Linked DNA regions of Homo sapiens: region 2 is linked to region 1. The links are chromatin contacts, found by Hi-C or POLR2A ChIA-PET in ENCODE. All regions are on one chromosome and are shown on one strand. Each heading gives the region's core, a stretch centred on a gene start or an enhancer-like site at or near the end of the contact. The rest is flanking DNA. Distances are from core to core; before and after follow the strand shown.

Region 1 (5,347 bases), core at 2,415-4,914:
GTCATGTGATGTGACCCTTGTTTTTGAACCAGGAGTGGCCCTGAGGCTCCTTAAAAAAGAGCTGATCTTACTGGCTTTCTTTTGTAAAGCTCCTGTGCTAGATGCAGATTGGTTCTTCCCCAGTTCCTGAGTTGTTCTCGACTCCTTTTTGGTGGAGCTGTGGGTGGAGCTCTTGCGAGAGGAGCCATGTCGCTTGCCCCTTACGTTGCTGTACCCTTTTTCTTTTTTGTCATCTCTCGTGTTTTTATGGCCAGATGCGGACCGGTGGGAAGACGCTTTCTGATTCTTGTCCCCCGCTCTCCTGCGGTGACTTTCACCTGCCTTGCGGTGATGAGAACTTTTCCTACTGGGATGTCTGTCCTTCTTTTCTCTTCTTTCCTTGTTTTCATTCCAGACTTCAGCACTGGGCTGGGAAACTTTCTGGCTTCCATCTCGTTCACTCATGTAGCCTTCGCTTTGCAAGGTGGAGATGAGGGGTCCCACTGCTGGTCCTTCAGTTCTTTCTGCTGCACACTTGCTGGTCGTAATACTGCCTGCAAACGCCGCACTCAAGCTGCTGTCTTGGGAGAGACTGGCGGCCCCCGCCATCGAGGTGGAAGTACCTTCCAAGGAGGTGCTTGCAGCACCCACCAAGGCCAAGCTAATACCCTCTGAGGATATGTTGGCAGCACCTGCCATGGACTTGCTGGATTCATTTTCTCCTGGATTTTTGATAGCTGCTCCCGCCAGCGCTGTGGTCACTTGACCTGGGCCTGCAGATTTGGTTGTTGCTATGCTCATAGCACCTGTTGCAGGACTCATTGCTGCCCCTGCTATTGCCACATCTGTTCTAGGTCCTGTTGCTGTTCCTGCCACTGCCATGCCACCTGCTGTCCTTGCTGCTCCTCCTTCAGCAGCCCCTGGAGTGCTCGTGGATGGAGAAGCCGCACTAGCCGTTCCGTGGGAGGCATGTTGGATTCCCTCTCCCCCAGCATAAGCAGAAGAGGTGGCTGCAGATACATCACAAGGCTTGTAGAGCCCAGTCTCACTCTGATCCCCTTCTCTGTGGAGCTCTGCAGCCTATACCAAGGGGAAGAGAAACAGATGAGATTGAGATGACTGAAAGGGAGATCAGAACTTTCTACTCCTCTCTTATCCTGGAGTTAATTCAAGGGCTTATAATTAGAAGAACCTGGGTCGGGTGTGGTGGCTCACGCCTGTAATCCCAACACTTTGGGAGGCCAAGGAGGGCAGATCGCTTGAGGCCAGGAGTTCAAGACCAGCCTTGCCAACATAGCAAAACCCCGACTCTACTAAAAATACAAAAAATTAGCTGGACAGGATGGCGCATGCCTGTAATCCCAGCTACTCAGTAGGCTGAGGTAGGAGTATCGCTTGAACTCAGAAGGCAGAGGCTGCAGTGAGCCAAGACTGCGCCACTCCACTGCACTCCAGCCTAGGCAACAGAGTGAGACACTGTTTAAAAAAAAGAAAGAAAGAAAGAAAGAAAAAAGAAAAAAGGAAGGAGAAGGAGAACCTCTAAAATCATTAAGTCTAAGTCTTTTGTCTTTTTTTTTTTTTTTTTTTTTGAGACAGAGTCTTGCTCTGTCGCCCAGGCTAGAGTGCAGTGGCACGATCTTGGCTCACTGCAATCTCCGCCTCCCAGGTTCAAGGGATTCTCCTGCCTTAGCCTCTTGAATAGCTGGGACTACAGGCGCCCACCACCATACCTGGCTAATTTTTTTGTATATTTAGTAGAGATGAGGTTTCACCATGTTGGCCAGGCTGGTGTCGATCTCCTGACCTCTGGTGAGCCGCCTTCCTTGGCCTCTCAAAGTGCTGGGTTAACAAGCATGAGCCACCGCACCCGGCCTAAGCCTAAGTCTTGCTCTCATTTCTTGCCAAGTTCCATCTACAGCACCCCTTCAATGGTCACTCAGTTTTGGTTGAGCAATTCCAGTACCAGAGAAAGTACTGATACAATTCCTCATCCTTGGACATTGTATTTTACACACTTATTTTTACGTGCTCTGCAGGACAGATTTCCAGAAGTGGGATTGCACAGTCAAGGGATACACTCACTTTACATTTTGGTGACTACTACGATTGTGCACGTGCATACACACACACAGGGTGTGCTGATTGACACAGAAATCAGTGCCTGGTAGTCACAGGGAGACAGACTGTGACTCAAATCGAAGAAAGACTTCTTCATTGTTAAAAATATGGCACAGCACTTTAGTGGATGATAGTGAAACCTCATCTCCACTAAAAAAAAAAAAATTATAAAAATTAGTTGGACGTGGTGGCAGGTGCCTGTAATCCCAGCTACTCAGAGGCTGAGGCAGGAGAATCTCTTGAACCCAGGAGGCAGAGGTTGCATTGAGCCGAGATCGTGCCATTGCACTCCAGCCTGGGAGATAAGAGCGAAACTCTGTCTCAAAAAAAAATTGCACAAAAATCTGTACAGTCTCCAGTTGCACATTGGAGACTCAGAAGGGTTGGAGGGGGTGAGGGATGGGAAATTACTTAGTGGGTACAATGTATATTATTCAGATGATGGTTACACTAAAAGCCCAGACTTCACCAGTATGCAATATAGTCACACACACAAAGCTACACCTACACCCCTTAAATTTATACAAATAAAAGTTCCACAACAAATCAGACCACCTGGGTTGGGGTATTAAGTGTTCAAGAAAAGACTGACGATCAGGATGGTGTAGAAAGGATTTCAACCCTGGGTGTGAGACCAGAGTAGCTGATACCTAAGGTCTCTGAAATTCAGCCTTATGGGACACACAAGCCCTCCCACCTCCCAGTGTGGTAAGTCCCCTAGTAGTGGCTCATTTGGTCCTGAGCCCTTGCACATGCAATACTTTTTCCAGGTGGGCCTCAGAAGGCACCAAAGGCTTTGTAGGACTGGCTTTGAACTGCTCCCCCAAAGAACCTGCCCCATGTTCTCGAGCCTTTGAGAGGCTTACCACTAGGCTTTTGTTGTCTTCGGGTGGTGCGTCCCCAGATAGAAGTGTTGGGGTACTGCAGTAACTCTCTACTGGTGGCCTCAGGAGATAGACAAGTTTTTCCCAATAGCAAAAGAGATCTTCCCGTGTGTCAGAAGAGGGACACAACTGCAGATAAAAAGTACGGCCAGTGGCGAGTTTCAGGCGCAGCTGCTGTTTCTCATGATCGTGGATGGAGATCTTCACAAATTTCAAGGGAAGCAGTCTCGTGAGCTCTAGAGTCTTGACGGGCCTGCGACCTCTCCCCTTGGCAAACCGGCCCCATCTGACATGCTGTTCACAGATTTTAGTTGGTTGGGCCAGAACCATGACGTCAGGCAGTGGGAGGATGGGGCTGGTGCAGACGATGCCCACTGTCACCATTCGGACACGGTTGTGTACATCAATCACCTCTCCCTTTTTGTTTATCTGAATAAAATTACTCTCGAACATTGGTGCATACTTGAAAATGTTGTACTCTCCTCTGTTGTACAATTGTCGTTGCAGGTCCCCCATGGAGGTTTTGAACGCACTCATTGAAGAGTAGCTGTGGGCTGTGTAATAAGGTAAACAAGATTCATTGCTCATGGTTCTCTTCGTTTAAGACAGCTCCACCAGCCACAAATAGAGTCCCCGAGAGAGAGACGGAGAGAAGGTAACTGCCCATCTCCCTACAGGACTTCTGCCTAAATCTCCTGGCACCACCACATTTATCCCCTGCAGTCCTTTGTGACCTGTGCGCATCTCACACCCCTTTGTCCTAGCCTCCATGTAGCTATCCCCTCTGGTCAGTGTCACCAGCCTCCCCCACAAAACAAATCAATGCCTCCACAGGGGAGAGGCTGACCCTGCCTGGGGTGTAGGTGTGGGTAGGCTGGGTGTTCTTTTCAATCAAAATGCTGGGACACATAATTTATGAACCATTCTGCTTTTATAAATATCTGGGTTGTTTCCAGTTTTGCTGTTGTTACAGTTACCCCTTCAAGGATCATCTTCTTGCAAAAATTTTTTTGCTTGGGCTGAATTACTTCCTGGGGGTAAAATCCTGGGTGTGTATGGTGTGCTTGCTAAGGGCAGGGGTGCTGTCTAGATGCTGATCTCTGTGTCTCCAGTGTGTAGGTAGCACAGTGCCAGCAGGCACTCAGGGATAGGTGTTGAATGAATGGTCTGAAGGGACTCCTGCTCCCCATCAGAACTACAGAACCAGGGTTCCATCTGTGTGCTGATTTTCAGGATATGGAGGATTTTCTCACCTAGTCTCTCATTTGAAGCAGTTAATTTTTTTTTTTTAATGGAGTTTCACTCTTGTCACCCAGGCTGGAGTGCAGTGGTGCAATCTCTGCTCACTGCAACCTCTGCCATCCAGGTTTAAGTGATCCTCCTGCCTCACCCTCCCAAGTAGCTGGGATTACAGGTGCCCACCACCACACCCAGCCAATTTTTGTATTTTTAGTAGAGTCAAGGGTTTTTCACCATGTTAGCCAGGCTAGTCTCGAACTCCCGACCTCAGGTGATCCACCCTCCTCAGCCTCTCAAAGTGCTGGGATTACAGGTGTGAGCTACCCCACCCGGCCGGAAGCAGGTTTATTTTTTAAAACATCATTTTAAAGTGAGAAAACCAAGGCTCAGGATTGTCTTACTTGAGGTCAGAGTCCAAAGCTGGATTCTAGGTCAGAGCTTTTTCTCTTCCTCAAGCTGCATGGCTCACTGATAATCTCATTCTGCATCAGAGCTAGTGTCATTGGTAGTTAGTGATGTGTGTGGGGATTTACTGGGAACCACAGGAATTCTTGGAGGTCTTGAATCACCGTAGGATTTCCCACACTGATATGTCTGCTGCTTCAGTCTTGATGCCTGCTTGATAAACCACTGACGTTCCGTTTCTTTTTAAAGCTCTTCTGAGAAATGGTGGCAAAGACATCTTTCTGGAGTTTTTGTTTTGTTTTGTTTTACTTTGCTCAAGGTGAAGAATCCAAATTCCCCCTCCCCCAGCTAGAGAAATACTTCTGAAATAAACATACATTCCGCCAAACTCAATCATTACCATGTGGAGGTCTTGAAATAAACTTCAACCACAAAATGTTATTTTTGTATCCCCCAGTGCCAACTGCAGTGCCTGGCACATTGCAGCTTCGCAGTAAATATAAACTTGCTTGTGCCCATTGAGATTCATTCTTCCATTTATTTATTCAAAAAAGTTTAATGAGCAAGTATTTTGTTTGGGACCAGCTAGAAAGTGGAAATGCAAAGATAAAGTTTCCTATCTCTGAAAAGCTGAAATATTTTTTCTAAAGATATTGAATGACTTTTTGGGGAAAAAAAAGAAAAAACAAAGTGGCATATATTCTGTTATAAGGGAATCATAA
Region 2 (5,644 bases), core at 1-2,500, 110 kb after region 1:
AGAGCATGAGGCCGTTCCCCTGAGCTGCTGGTAGCCTGGTTTGGTGTCACCACAAAGGCCACCTCAACCTTAACAACACAGGAAGCAGCTGGGCAAAATGGCAAACGAAGGGGAAAGTCCTTTAGCCCCCACCAAGATCTTTTTCTCTGTCTACTCAGTCTACTCATAAACAACGAGGAGGATAGGCCTTCTCCAGTGGCCCAAGTCGAGGCTGACTTGATTTCTCGGCTCTGACTGCAGGTCCCCTGTGTGGAGAGAAGCTGTAGGTGATAGGGCCTCTGGTCCCGGAGGACAGGAGCAGGGGACTGAAACAACAAAGACCACCTTGCCAGTCAGTGCTGGGTACCGGCCAGGTGTCTGAACTGCTAACAAGGAGACTTTGGGTGGTTGTCTTCTAAAGCAAATTATTAAATTTTGATCAAAACGATATATACAAATGTTTTAAAAAATCAAATAGTATTGAAAGCCTTATAATGAAAAACAACCATCCAGCACCCACCCTCCCCTAGAGGCTGCCACTTTTAACTCACTGTTTCTTCTAGTAGCTGCCTCCAGATCTCTAAATGATATGCTTACACTGCTGTTTCTCGATTTATCTATTCTGCACGTTGTCTATTTACTTCCTGCTGTGATGGATGGAGATTTCACTTTCTTACACCATCTCCCTCCCTCCCCTGCCCCCGTCTCTCAAGATAGGAAGAGCTCTATTTTAACCTAAATCAGGTTTAAAGTGTCTACATTATTAATATATATAAATGATGATCACAGACAGCCAAGTAAAGTCCTTTGATTATATTTCCTTTCTTAGAGGGCTTTTCATTTCGCTGCAGAATTTTTGTTGCAATACTTGTCTTTTTATTTATCTATTTATTTATTTTGAGATGGAGTTTCACTCTTGTTCCCCAAGCTGGAGTGCAGTGGCGTGATCTCAGCTCACTGCAACCTCTGCCTCCCAGGTTCAAGCGATTCTCCTGCCTCAGCCTCCCGAGTAGCTGGGATTACAGGCGTGTGCTATGACACCTGGGTAATTTTTTAATTTTAGTGGAAATGGGGTTTCACCATGTTGGTCAGGCTGGTCTTGAACTCCTGATCTCAGGTGATCCACCTGCCTCGGCCTCCCAAAGTGCTGGGATTACAGGCACGAGCCACTGTGCCTGGCCCTGTCCTTTTCTTTTAAAGCTCTGTGTCATATGAGTTATTCTATTGCAGTCCCTTGTCTTCTCAGGAAGTGCAGTGTTAACCCTAGCTCCACCCCTAACTAGCCCAGTGACCTTGCACAAGTCCCTTCTCTTTTCTGAGCCTTGGTTTCCTCATCAGTAGAAAGAGAGCTAGGCTCCCTTCTTGTTCTCATTCTAAACCTCAGAACCTATCACCCCACCCACCTCACAGGCAGTAATATTATTACTCCTCAGTTAATATTATCTGAGAAGTCTTTACTCCAGGGTGGGGCAGCCCCAGGACCTGACAGATGGCAGAGAAACCAAAACAGGCAGGGGCAGGGGGAGGGAACAAACAAGCTAGCTGGGCCTGCCCTGTATGGTCTAGTTCACCCCTGCAGTTTAGGGGGCTGCTCTGTGGGGTGGTATGGTTGTATCTATTACTCTTTTCCTCCCCTGCTATCCCCGTTGGTTTTTGCTCTCCACAGCCTCTGCTTGTAGGGGCATCATTTACAGTCCCCAAACTCCCCAAGCTCCTACTCTACCCCCAGCTCTCTTTGTACCCCTTCTGCTTATGTTACACTCAAAGTTTCCCAAAAAGTAGTTATAAAAATACTAACTTTTGGTAGCAGCTTTATTGAAATATAGTTTGCATACTGTACAATTCACTCATTTAAAAAATATAGTTCAGGGCAGGCATGGTGGCTCATGTCTGTAACCCCAGCACTTTGGGAGGTCAAGGTGGGTGGATCACCTGAGGTCAGGAGTTTGAGACCAGCCTGGCCAACATGGCAAAACCCTGTCTCTACTGAAAATACAAAAATTAGCCAGGCATGGTGGCAGGTGCCTGTAATTCCAGCTACTCGGGAGGCTGAGGCAGGAGAATCGTTTGAACCCGGCAGAGGTTGCAGTGAGTGAGATCATGCCATTGCACTCCAGCCTGGGGAACAAGAGTGAAACTCTGTGTAAAAAAAAAAAAAAAAAAAACCGTTCAGTGGTTTTTAATATATTCACAGAGTTGTACAACCCATAATCGTAGTCAGTTTTAGAGCATTTTAGCACCCCAAAAAGAAATCTCATGGCCTTTAGCACCACCACCTATTTCCCCCAACCCCACCCCTTGGCAACCATAGATTTGCCTATTCTGGGCATGTTTAATAAATGGAACAATACAATACGGGGTCTTTAATGATTCGCTTCTTTCACTTAGCATAATATTGTCAAAGTTTATTCATGTTGTATCAATATCAGTACTTAATTACTTTTTATGGCTGAAAAATACTCCATGTGGCTATACAATTTTTTATTTATCAGTTGATGCATATGTTAGTTCTGCTTTTTAGCTATTACAAATAATGGTGCCATGAACATCCATGTACAAGTTTTTGTGTGGACCTGTATTTTCATTTCTCTTGGGTGTATGCCTAGGAGTAGAATTGCTGGGTCAAATGGTAACTGTGTGTTTAAAAATTTGAGGAAATACCAATCGATTTTCCAAAGTTGCGGCACCATCTTACATTCCCATTAGCAACGGTATTCTCAGTTTCTCCACATCCTTGCCAACACTTGTTATTGTCTGTCCTTTTCATTATAGCCATCCTAGTGGGTGTGAAGTGGTATCGATTTGCATTTCCCTAATAACTAAGGTTATTAATCTTTCTGTGTGCTTATTGGCTATGTGTATATCTTTGGAGAAAAATCTGTTCCTTGCCTATTTTTAAAATCAGGTTCTCTTTATTAATGAGTTTTAAGAATTCATTTTTTAAATTTATTTTTATTTAAAAAAATTTTTTTGTAGAAACAGGGTATCACTCTGTTGCCCAGGCTGGTCTTGAACTCCTGGCTTAAGCGATTCTCCCATCAACCTCCCAAAGTACTAGGATTACAGGCATGAGCCACTGTGCCCAGCCAAGAATTATTTACATATTTTATATACTTAGCAAATACATGATTTGCAAATATTTTCTTCTATTCTGTGGACTTACTTTCTTGATGGCGTCCTTTGAAGCACAATTTTTTTTATTTTGATGTTTAGTTTATTTTTTATTTTGTTGCTTGTGTTTTTGTTGTTATTACATAATTCAAGGTCACAAAGATGTACTCTTATGAGTTTTATAGTTTTAGCTCTTACATAGATCTTTGATCCATTTTGAGTTAATTTATTATATATTACATTATTTATACCTCACACCATAAAACAAATTTTGCATGTGGGTATCCAGTTGTCCTAGAATCATTTGTTGAAAAGAATATTCTTTCTACATCTCTTGTCAATTGACCATAAATGTGAGGATTTATTTCTGGATTCTCAGTTCAATTCCATTAATTTAATCATTGTTCATTGTCTTCATGGTAACACCACACAATTTTGATTACTGTAGTTTTGAGTATGTTTTGAAATCAGGAAGTGTGAGTCTTCCATTTTTGTTCAGTTCCTCCCACCCCCAAGATTGTCTTGATTATCCTGAGTGAGTCCCTTGAATTTCCATATGAATTTTAGGATCAGCTTGTCAATTTCTGCAAAGAAACCAGATGAGATTTTCATAGAGATTATGTTGAATCTGTAGGTTAGTTTGGGCAGTATTGCCGTGTTAACAATATTAAGCCTTCCAACCTATGGACATGGGATATCTTTTTATTTATTTAGGTCTTTAATATTTTCAACAAGGTTTTATTGCTTTCAGAGTGTATGTTTTGTACTTATTTTGTTAAGTTTATTTCTAAGTATTGTATTATTTTTGATGCTACTATAAATAGAACTGTTTTCTCCATTTTATTTTCATATTGTGCATTGCTGGTATATAGAGATACTACTGATTTTTATATGCTGATATTGTATCCTACAAACTTGCTGAACTTGTTTATGACTTTCAATAGTTTTTAGTGGATTTTTCTTGGATTTTCTATAACAAGACTATGTTATCTGCAAATAGGAATAGTTTTACTTTTTCCTTTCTAATCTAGATGTCTTTTATTTAATTTTCTTGCATAATTACCTTGGCTAGAACTGCCAGTACAATGTTGAATAGAAATGCTAAGAGCAGACTTATTTGTCTTGTTCTTGATCTTGGTGAGAAAGCATTAAGTCTGATATTAGCTAAGAGTTTTTTGTGGCCACTTATTGTCAAGTTGAGGATATTCTCTAATCCTAGTTTTTTGAGTGTTTTTATCATGAAGGCGTTGAGATTTTGTCAAATGCTTTTTCTGTGTGTATTGAGATGATATGGTTTCTGACCTTTATTGCTATAGCTTATTACGTTAATTGATATTCTGATGTTAATGTTAATCCAATCTTAACATTCCTGGGATAAATCTCACTTGTTCATGATGCATAATCTTTTTTATATGTTTCTGGATTCAGTTTTGCTGAGGCACTAACTTTTATCGAGCACTTTCTACCAGCCAAGCCATTTACATGGACTAACTCATTGAGTTTTCAAAGCCTAAGAGATAGGAACTATCATTATCCCTTATACCAAAATGAAGAGAGTGAGGCTCAGAAAGGTTATGTCACCTACTCAAGGTCACACAACTAGGTATTGGCAGAGGTAAGATTCTAACTCAAGCTATCCAGTTCACCTCCACACTAAAATGCCTCTCATATGGATATCAGTGGTGGACATGGGATGATTTTCAGATAATACCCAGACCTGTGTTTATGTTCATTACTATGTTTTTTATGGCTCCTCTGTTTATGGCATATAATATTAGTTTTCTCTCTGTGATTGTGATATAAAGCTTCCTTCTAAAATGAAAAGTGGCAAAAAAGAGAATCCCTAGAAAAAAATATTAAGTAAGAATTATCCTGGCAGTTTATGGATATGACTATGTATTCTATGCTGATTTAAATTATCTGTATGGGTTTTTTCTCTTTTTCTTTTTTTTTTTTGTGACAGAGTCTCGCTTCGTCACCCAGGCTGGAGTACAGTGGCTCAATCTCAGCTCACTGCAACCTCCACCTCCCAGGTTCAAGCAATTCTGCCTCACCCTCCCGAGTAGCTGGGACTACAGGTGCGCACCACTATGCCCAGCTAATTTTTGTATTTTTATTAGGGATGAGGTTTCACCATGTTGGCCAGGCTGGTCTCGAACTCCTGACCTCAGGAGATCCGCCCATCTTGGCCTCCCAAAGTGTTGGGGTTACAGGCATGAGCCACTGAGTCTGGCCTTATCTGTGTAGCCACCAAGTCCGGTCTTATCTGTGTAGCCACCGAGTCTGGCCTTATCTGTGTTATTAATAGTGAAGGAGAAGGAATGGAAAAACTAGAAGTAAGGACATGGCCAACTTCAGGTCGTCTCCTCTCTCCTATGTTGTCAGGAGATTGAGGTGTGTTCATGAATTCTTTCATTCAGTACTTCCCCAGTGCCTAATCTGTTTGCAGCACTCTGCTAAGGTCTCTGCATTTTCAGTGATAGGTAAGAAAATGGTCCCTGACCTTGAGGAGCTTTCACATGCATGGTTCTACTCCAGAGAGGGCATGTTATGT

What was found. A loop is a pair of places that touch in the nucleus more often than their neighbours do. ChIA-PET counts read pairs that join two places held with the same protein, here RNA polymerase II (POLR2A). Pooled maps may share reads with other maps.
Region 2: POLR2A ChIA-PET joins it to region 1 with 12 read pairs in GM12878. The contact joins the enhancer-like site here to the promoter of GARIN3 in region 1. A Hi-C loop is called at or near these places in 1 of 168 maps with a recorded cell type or tissue (naive thymus-derived CD4-positive, alpha-beta T cell), 9 of 37 single-sample maps with no recorded cell type and 11 of 50 pooled maps. POLR2A ChIA-PET finds 5 or more read pairs at or near these places in 18 of 52 experiments (CD4-positive, alpha-beta T cell, CD4-positive, alpha-beta memory T cell, CD8-positive, alpha-beta memory T cell and 11 more).

The regions. Positions count from the first base shown.
Region 1 is chr5:157,162,600-157,167,946 of GRCh38, forward strand. It overlaps GARIN3 (golgi associated RAB2 interactor family member 3), which reads right to left and starts at 3,665. Exons shown (of 2, transcript NM_130899.3): 1 at 2,964-3,665; 2 at 1-1,059. The coding sequence starts at 3,569.
Region 2 is chr5:157,272,006-157,277,649 of GRCh38, forward strand. All of the region lies in intron 1 of CYFIP2 (cytoplasmic FMR1 interacting protein 2), which reads left to right. Among named protein-coding and RNA genes, the nearest start is that of CYFIP2, 8.7 kb to the left of the region's middle. RefSeq lists enhancers at 198-407, 1,474-1,613. Within about 2 kb of position 1,251, at least 8 of the 41 ENCODE cell types and tissues checked have a DNase peak (open chromatin) inside an H3K27ac peak, as active enhancers do; they include CD4-positive, alpha-beta T cell and GM12878, where a contact is called at or near this core.